Regions from separate parts of the Homo sapiens genome. Here all the other regions are linked to region 1. The links are chromatin loops, found by intact Hi-C in ENCODE. Cell type or tissue: A673. All regions are shown on one strand.

What was found. Peaks named below come from ENCODE experiments on the same cell type or tissue, not always from the same donor. Only the 100,000 strongest peaks of a DNase experiment are listed, where the experiment ranks them.
Region 2: it touches region 1 in a loop (3-fold over the local background); 2 of 110 quality-filtered maps call a loop at or near these places.
Region 3: it touches region 1 in a loop (2.4-fold over the local background); 3 of 110 quality-filtered maps call a loop at or near these places.

What each region holds. Positions count from the first base shown.
Region 1 is chr14:59,582,875-59,585,374 of GRCh38, forward strand. No RefSeq gene overlaps it. Among named protein-coding and RNA genes, the nearest start is that of CCDC175, 7.3 kb to the left of the region's middle. In A673, CTCF peaks have their summits at 103 (motif pointing right), 305 and 1,185 (motif pointing left); DNase peaks (open chromatin) are centred at 457 and 1,087; H3K27ac peaks cover 556 bases.
Region 2 is chr14:59,917,530-59,920,029 of GRCh38, forward strand. It overlaps a transcript of LRRC9 not described here. Among named protein-coding and RNA genes, the nearest start is that of LRRC9, 1.4 kb to the right of the region's middle. RefSeq lists an enhancer at 1,775-2,500. In A673, CTCF peaks have their summits at 1,426 and 1,630; a DNase peak (open chromatin) is centred at 1,402; H3K4me3 peaks cover 1,097 bases.
Region 3 is chr14:59,687,625-59,690,124 of GRCh38, forward strand. All of the region lies in intron 3 of RTN1 (reticulon 1), which reads right to left. Among named protein-coding and RNA genes, the nearest start is that of MIR5586, 42 kb to the left of the region's middle. In A673, a CTCF peak has its summit at 1,013 (motif pointing left); a DNase peak (open chromatin) is centred at 977.

The DNA of each region.
Region 1 (2,500 bases):
GGTGGGAAATTGGTTTTATTTCCATGCCATTGTCACTGGATGGCGTGTTTGTTGTGTGCCTACTGTGTGCTGTGTCCCGAGCATGTATTATACAAAAGAGACCTATAGGTGGCGCCAGGGGAGGCCCCGCTGAGGAAGAGAGAGGCAAGAGAAAGAGGATGAGGCCTGCCTGGCCAACATGGCGAAACCCCGTCTCTACTAAAAATTCAAAAATTAGCCGGGCGCGGTGGCGTGCGCCTGTAACCCCAGCTACTCGGGAGGCTGAGGCAGGAGAATGGCTTGAACCTGGGAGATCGCGCCATGGCACTCCAACCTAGGCAACAAGAGCGAAACGCTGTCTCAAAAAAAAAAAAAAAAAAAAAAAGGAGGAAGTAGAAATCCGGAGCTGCCAGCTGCTTCCCTTCACATGATCCTCTTTCTAGAGCCCTCCCCATTCCAGGGACTACGAGCTTGGGCAGTGCTGTTTTCCCTAGAGGTTCACTTTCTGTTAATCCGGTCGGCATGTGTGGGGCTTTCTTACATACCAAATAGTCTAATCAGTCATTTGACTAAACACGTGGATGAGATTTGTCCCCTGTTCCTAAGAAGACGGCCTTGAAGGTGGGAAAAGGGAGGATTTTGAAGCACACTTGAGAACCAGGTGCAATTCCCTATGAGAAGTGCGGTACCGTAACTACTGCTCACAACTGCAAGGCATTTTACAGTTTTACAAAATGTACTTGCTTCCATGACTTTATCACAACTCTCTGGGGTGATTATTATCATTATCCTATTTTTTGAAAATTACACTTAGATGAGCGATTCAATAACCTTGAGGTTAACACCCCAATCGTAGAATTGAACAGTGGCATGGAAGGACTTCCGACTCCAGGTTGGAGCACTGCCTGCTCTGCCAGAGCTGTTCTGTGGCCCTACAACCAGGGCAGGGAGTTGGTGCTGGGTTGAGGAGGGCACTCCGCATTCTACAGGATGTTAGCAGAGCCATGGAGGTGTGGCCAGTGAGCGTTAGGTGCTTGGAGAGGAAAAGCAGAAGCCCAGCCAGAAACTTGGGTAGTGACTTCATTGTGAGGAGCCTGAATTCCAAACTGAGGAGTTGGATTTTATGCTGCAGATAATATTGCTGTGAATATGGTGCTGATGAACAGATCAGGCTGCTCCCTGCTGGTAGCTGCTTGGTAATAAATCAGTTTATTTCTGCCTAAGGTAACATTTTATGGTAGGATAGGATATCACTTCACAGGCATTATGATTTTTTTCAAGTGAGAATTTGCAGAGTAATTAGAAACTAAATTAGGCCTGAAACAACCAATGCCATATTTAGCAAAGGTACCTTATTTCATTTTATCATTGTTATCTTAAATTACGTTTCAGGGGCCATCTTTGTAGCAATGATTATTTTTTTAAATGCTCATTTAGCATTTTCACAGACAATTCCAACACTGTGATCTTTAAGTAGCAATATTCTTATTTTCCTTATTTTTGTTCTTATTTTTAAAAAGTGTATTTGATGATTCATCTCAAGATGATTCAGTAAGATTGTTGGAGTAGCTAAACTCTACATATGATTTAAAAATCTGTCTTTTTTCTTTTTTCTTTTTTATTAATTTAAAAATGTCACTGAATGACCTCCATATGTGGATGCAGGTAAGAATTTCCGGAGCTCTTTAGGGAAAGTAAAAATACACATAAATAATTGCAGCTATCACTCCCATTCTCTCCCATCTCCTCAGGGACCTTCCTCAATGAGCTCCTGCTCACCTAGGTCTTCCAAGTGTTCCTCAGACCTCCAGCCCAGTGTTCTCTTACTAAACCTAGGCCTCTCATAAACCCCCCTGCCATGGAATCCCCCTGCTTCCCTTCATTGCCAGACTTCTTAAAAGTGTGGTCTACATCTTGGCTGTAATGCATCCTTTTACTCTGCATTCTAAAATGCCTCCTCCTCATCTTCTAATTGCCTTTGCTCAAGCCTCATTCAACTCCGTCTTCTTTCCTGCAGAATCTGACACCCTCGCCCAGCTCCCTCAACGCTTCTTTAGAAACTCACTCCTAATTGGTTCCCAAGACACTGTGCCATTCTACTTTTCTCATTCTGGTTATTCCTTCTTCACATCCTTCACTGGCTCCCTTGTTTTCTTTCTTCTGTTTGCTAAAAGGGGGCATTCTCCTTGGGCTCCATCCTGGTCTTTTTATACTCTCTAAACTCTCCTCTCGCATAGAGGTAAATCTTCACAAATAACTCTCGAGTTGCATCTCCTGCCCATCTTCTCCCCTAAGTGTTAACCTCGAAGAGTAAATATTCTCACTTGGCTATGCTGCAAGCATGTAAAATTTCAGCCTGTTCAAACTCAAAGTCTGCATTGCAGATGGTTTCTCTACCTCTTATTATCCCAATAATCTCTGAGTTTTCAAAGCACTTTGTTCAAACTTTTCATAGGTGATAGTTATCACAGGCTGAGTGGATTTATGGTTTTCTGTGTAATAGCCTTCTTACTTAATATCT
Region 2 (2,500 bases), 330 kb after region 1:
TGTCTACACAAATATAAAAATCGAATTAGCATTTAAAACCTCCAGACTTGGTTCTCTGGAAGTAAAGGCACTATTAAAAGGGAGAATTGAAATTAGATGTCTCCACAGTTCTCTACCAATAAGGATAGGGCTGCTTTGAAAAATAAATTTAACAATCTATTTAAAAGGTTCTAATTAACAAATAACTATGTAATTCAAGATTTTCTTATTTGGGTCTGCAAAGTCACCTCTATTTTGTTAAAATAAGTGATTCTTTAATTCAGGATATGATATAGCAAATTTGCTATAATTAGTGGTAATATCTCTTTCCAGTTGTTTTCAGATTCAAGATGCCTTTACCCATAAATAAATAGATTTAAATTAATATGGCTTGGCCTTTGTCTAGTATGATCAGAGGTGAATAAAGTGAAGTCTTATTTCAATTAGATGATTACTTAATTTGCTTGACTCTTCAGTAGTTTCAATTTCCAGCGTTTTTTGTTCAGACATAAAACCTTATAATAAAGCTACTTTAAAGTGAGAAAAGGAGATTAACAAAAATGATCACTCTTTTTGCATTGCTTCTATGGCTTTTAACTGTAAGCATCTTTTGCTTCAAACAACATTTCGAATATGTGAACAGAAGGTGATTCTCTTAAGACTTACCCTGTGGACAAAGGCTTTATTTTGGCAAGTCACCAATAGTTCTTAAGTCTACAGCTATGCAAGAACTCAGACTCAGTTGCTGACTGGCCAGATCCTTGAGCTTTACCTAGAATAATAACAATCTTAAAATTATTTGTTTATATCATGTAAAGAAAACTGTTAGCTCTCTCCTAGTCTTTCACTGGTCAGGAAAATCCCAATAGATTCCTAAAAATATACTTTGATAATGTTTATACTTTCATCCCAGAGCTGGACCCCTCAAATTAAGAAACTTAGTGTAGATAATTCGCTGAACTGGTTTCTGTTCAAATTTCTATGTCTAGAAGTGTAGAAATCTCAACTATTATGTTCTAATTCATCTTTATACTCTATGAAGAAAACTTCCCCAAAGACAGGTCACCTTGTTCAACTACATTTCAGAGAAGATAATAGTAAAAGTAAAAACTATGAATCTGACTTTTCTGGCATTAGTTTGAAACCCCTAAGCCACAAATAACTTTAATTAGCTTATTTCGAATTATCTATTAATGACAGATAGAAACAATTTTCTGTGAAATAAGAATGTAGAGGGAAAACCAGTTAATTTTTGTTTATGTATCTTTACAAACGGTCTATATTACAGATAAAGTTAATTGAATAAAGGCAAATATGCTGAAATTGTTGACAATTGTTAAATGAGAATATTCCTAAAATCTGAACTTTTTCTTGGGAAAGCAGTTCAAAACTATAGTCTATTTAATGAGGTGGCCATCTGGTGACAGAAAGAAGCACTACAGACAATATTTTGCATTAACATCACAACTATTCTACACAAACCGACTGAACCACATAAAAGAGAGCACAGTCCAAAAGAAACATAATTCAAGTCATACATGCAATTTAAAATTTATCTAACAGCCGCATTTTCAAAATAGAAACAATAATTTTAACAATATTTTTTATTTAACCCAATGTATCAAAAATATTATTTCAACATTTAATCAATATGAAGATTAATAACGAAAGAGTTTATTTTTTTCATACTAAGCCTTCAAAATACAATGCGTACCTTACAGCACATGTCAATTTGGACAAGCCACATTTCAAGCGATCATGGGCCCTGCGAGTCTGTGGGTAGCGGCTCACCCTGCTGGACTGCGCAGATCCAGAGAACGACACGAGACCTGCGGTTGCTTTGGTTTGCCTTTTACTAAGTTCATTTCTCAGCCTCTCTGCCCACTCTGAAAAGTCTCCCCTTTCCCCCCTTTTAATTCTACTCTATTTTGTAAATTACTGTTGTCTCCTGAAAATTTTGGAATGCTTAAAAGGCACTCAAAAGCCTGTCCGAGATCGACTAGAAGACCCTCGGAAGGTCCCTCTCTTCTCTGGACCTCACTGGGCGTTCGTTTGCCCGCGCCGTCCTTCCATTCGGCTTGCCGGGCGCGCAGCGGCTTGCGGCTGTGGTCAGCCACCTTCCCGGGAGGCGGTGGTCGCTGGCCGCGGGAAGGATGCCGCGCTGGGGGTCGGGGTTCGTCCCGGCTGTCACGCCACCTTGTGACATCACAGGGCCATGCCCTCGGGGCTCAAGGCCAGAGAGGCTCCGCGCTTCCAGGACCCGAGAGCTAAAGATAATGAATGGGAGAGAGCGAGACTGGAGGAGGTAACGAATAAGTCCCCACCACCTTGCCCATAACGCGTTGCTTTCAGTCACGTTCCGCGAACTGGCGAAGGTAAGTGAAAAGATAAGCGCAGGTACAGAAAAACCTGCCAGCGAGAAGCTCCCGCCGTTTCCCAGGAGCCCCAGGTGGGGTCTTCCGGTTGGACCCCTGCTTCCGCTGATTGGTTGGAGGTCGCCACCACGTGATGCAAACCCGGG
Region 3 (2,500 bases), 100 kb after region 1:
TTCCTGTGCAAAGGTGCAGACACAAGTTCAAAGAGGTTCCTTCCACTTCACATCCAAGCAGATCTCCAGGCATTCAGAGCACTCACTTACCTGGATTAGCATCCTGACCCATTGTACCATTCCTATACAGAGATCCTGGTACAGGGGGGTCCTCTTCACTTCATGCCCAGGCAAATCTCCAAGCATTTGGAGCACCTGCTTGCCTGGTCAGCAGCCTGAGTCATCCTATCACTCATGTGCAGAGATCTTGGTGAAGGGGGGCCTTCTCTGTTTCATGCCCAGGCAGACCTCCAGGCATACAGAGAGCCTGTTTGCCTAGGATTGGCAGCCTGAACCACCCCACCATTCCTGTGAAGAGATATTGCTAAAGGGGCACCCTCTGTGCTCTCTATGCCCAAGCAGATATCCAAGAATCTTGAGCACCTGCTCATGTAGAACAGAAGCCTGAGCTGCCCCACTATTCTAGGCAGAGATCCTGGTGCACAGGGGCCCTCTCTACTCGATGCTCAGGCAGATCTCCAGGCATTCAAAGCACCTGTTCTCCTGGATTAGCAGCTAGAGCCACCCCACCTTCTTTGTGCAGAGATTCTGGTGCAGTAGGGTCCTCTACGGTCCATTCCCAGGCAGATCTCCAGCCATCTGGAACACTCACTCTCCTGGATTAGGAGTTTCAGCCACTCCCCACCACCATGCAGAGACCTTGAGGCCTAGGAGGTTTCCCAGCTCCAAAACTAGGCACACCTCTGGGTACGTGGTGGCTGCCCACTGGGTTCTCCTTTGGCGCTGGTGCTCGTGCATGCCATCAGAGGGCCTGTAAAGCCTGCCTAGTCCAACCCCACCCATTTGCCACCTGTCCCACCCCTTCCAGGGCTGAGCAGGGAGCTCAGACCAATGTGCACACCATAAACCAGCCCATTGCTTGAGGCAACAGAGAACTTCTCCCGGTAAGCAAGGCTATACCCAGCCACATTGGCCACAGACAGCTCCTACCCATAGGCACCATCTACTGGCTTGAGGTTGAACTGCACAGCCCAAGATAAGACCTGTCAGCAGAAGTGCATAGGGCTATAGAAGCAAAGCCAAAATATACTACCCAGCCTTCTCTGTAATCACATCCTCCAGGGAGGGGGTGAAAGGGAAAGGGAAAGAAAGAAAACAACAATAATATTATAGGGAAAGACAGAAAAAGAAAAAACCCCAACCACACAAAAATAATGACAAAAATTAGAAACGCCAGCATTTCCAGATGGGAAGGAACAAATGCAAGAATTCCAGCACTATGACAAATCTGAATGCAGTTACACCACCAAAAGATTACACTAGCTCTCCAGCTATGGTCCCCAACCAAAATGGAAACTCAGAAATGACACGTAAAGAATTAAAAGCATGGTTGCAAGGAAGCTCAACAAGATCCACGACAAGGTTGAAAATCAACACAATGAAACTTCTTAAGCAATCCAGGAAATGTAGGAAGAGATAAATATCTTAAAAAAAACCAGAACTTCTATAATTGAAAAACTCATTTAAGAAATTTCAATATAAAATTGAAAGCTTCATCAATAGACCAGACCAAGCAGAAGAAAGAATTTCAGTGCGTGAAGACCAGTCTTTTTAACTAACACAGTCAGACAAAAATAAAAAAGGTAATTTTAAAAAGTGAACAAAGTCTTTTAGAAATATGGGATTAGGTAAAGTTACTAAACCTATGAATTAGTGGCATTTCTGCAGAGACGGAAAGTCAACAATCTAGAAAACATATTTAAGGGAATAATTCAGAAAAATTTCCTCAATCTTGCTAGAGAGGTAGATATCTGGATACGAGAAATCCAGACAACACCTGTGAGATACTATACAAGATAAACATCATGAAGGCATATAGTCACCAGACTGTCAAAGGTCAACACTAAAGAAAAAATCTTAAAGCCAGCTGGAAAAAAGGGTCAGAACATGTATAAAGAGAACCCCATCAGCTAACAGCGGACTTCTCAGCAGAAACCTTACAAACCAGGAAAGATGGGGAGCCTATTTTTAGCATTCTTAGAGAAAAGAAATTCCAACCAAGAACTTCATATCCCACCAAACTAAGCTTCATAAGTGAAGGAGAGATAGATTTTTTCCAGACAAACAAGCACTAAGGGAATTCACTACTATTAGACCAACCTTACAAGCGATCTTTGAGAGAGTTCTAAACATAAAAGCAAAAGAATGAATGATACCTGTTACCACAAAAATAAACTTAAGTACACAGCCCACAGACCCTATAAAGCAGCTACACAATAGAAACTACAAAGCAACCAGCTAACAACTTCACAACAGGATCAAAACCTCACATATCAATATTAATCTTGAATGTAATTTCCTTTTTTTTTTTTTGGTAGAGATGGGATCTTGTTATGTTGAACAGGATGGTCTTGAACTCTTGACCTCAAGTTATACTCCTGCCTTGGCCTCCCAAAGTGCTGGGATTACAGGCATGATCCACCACACACAGCCTTAACCT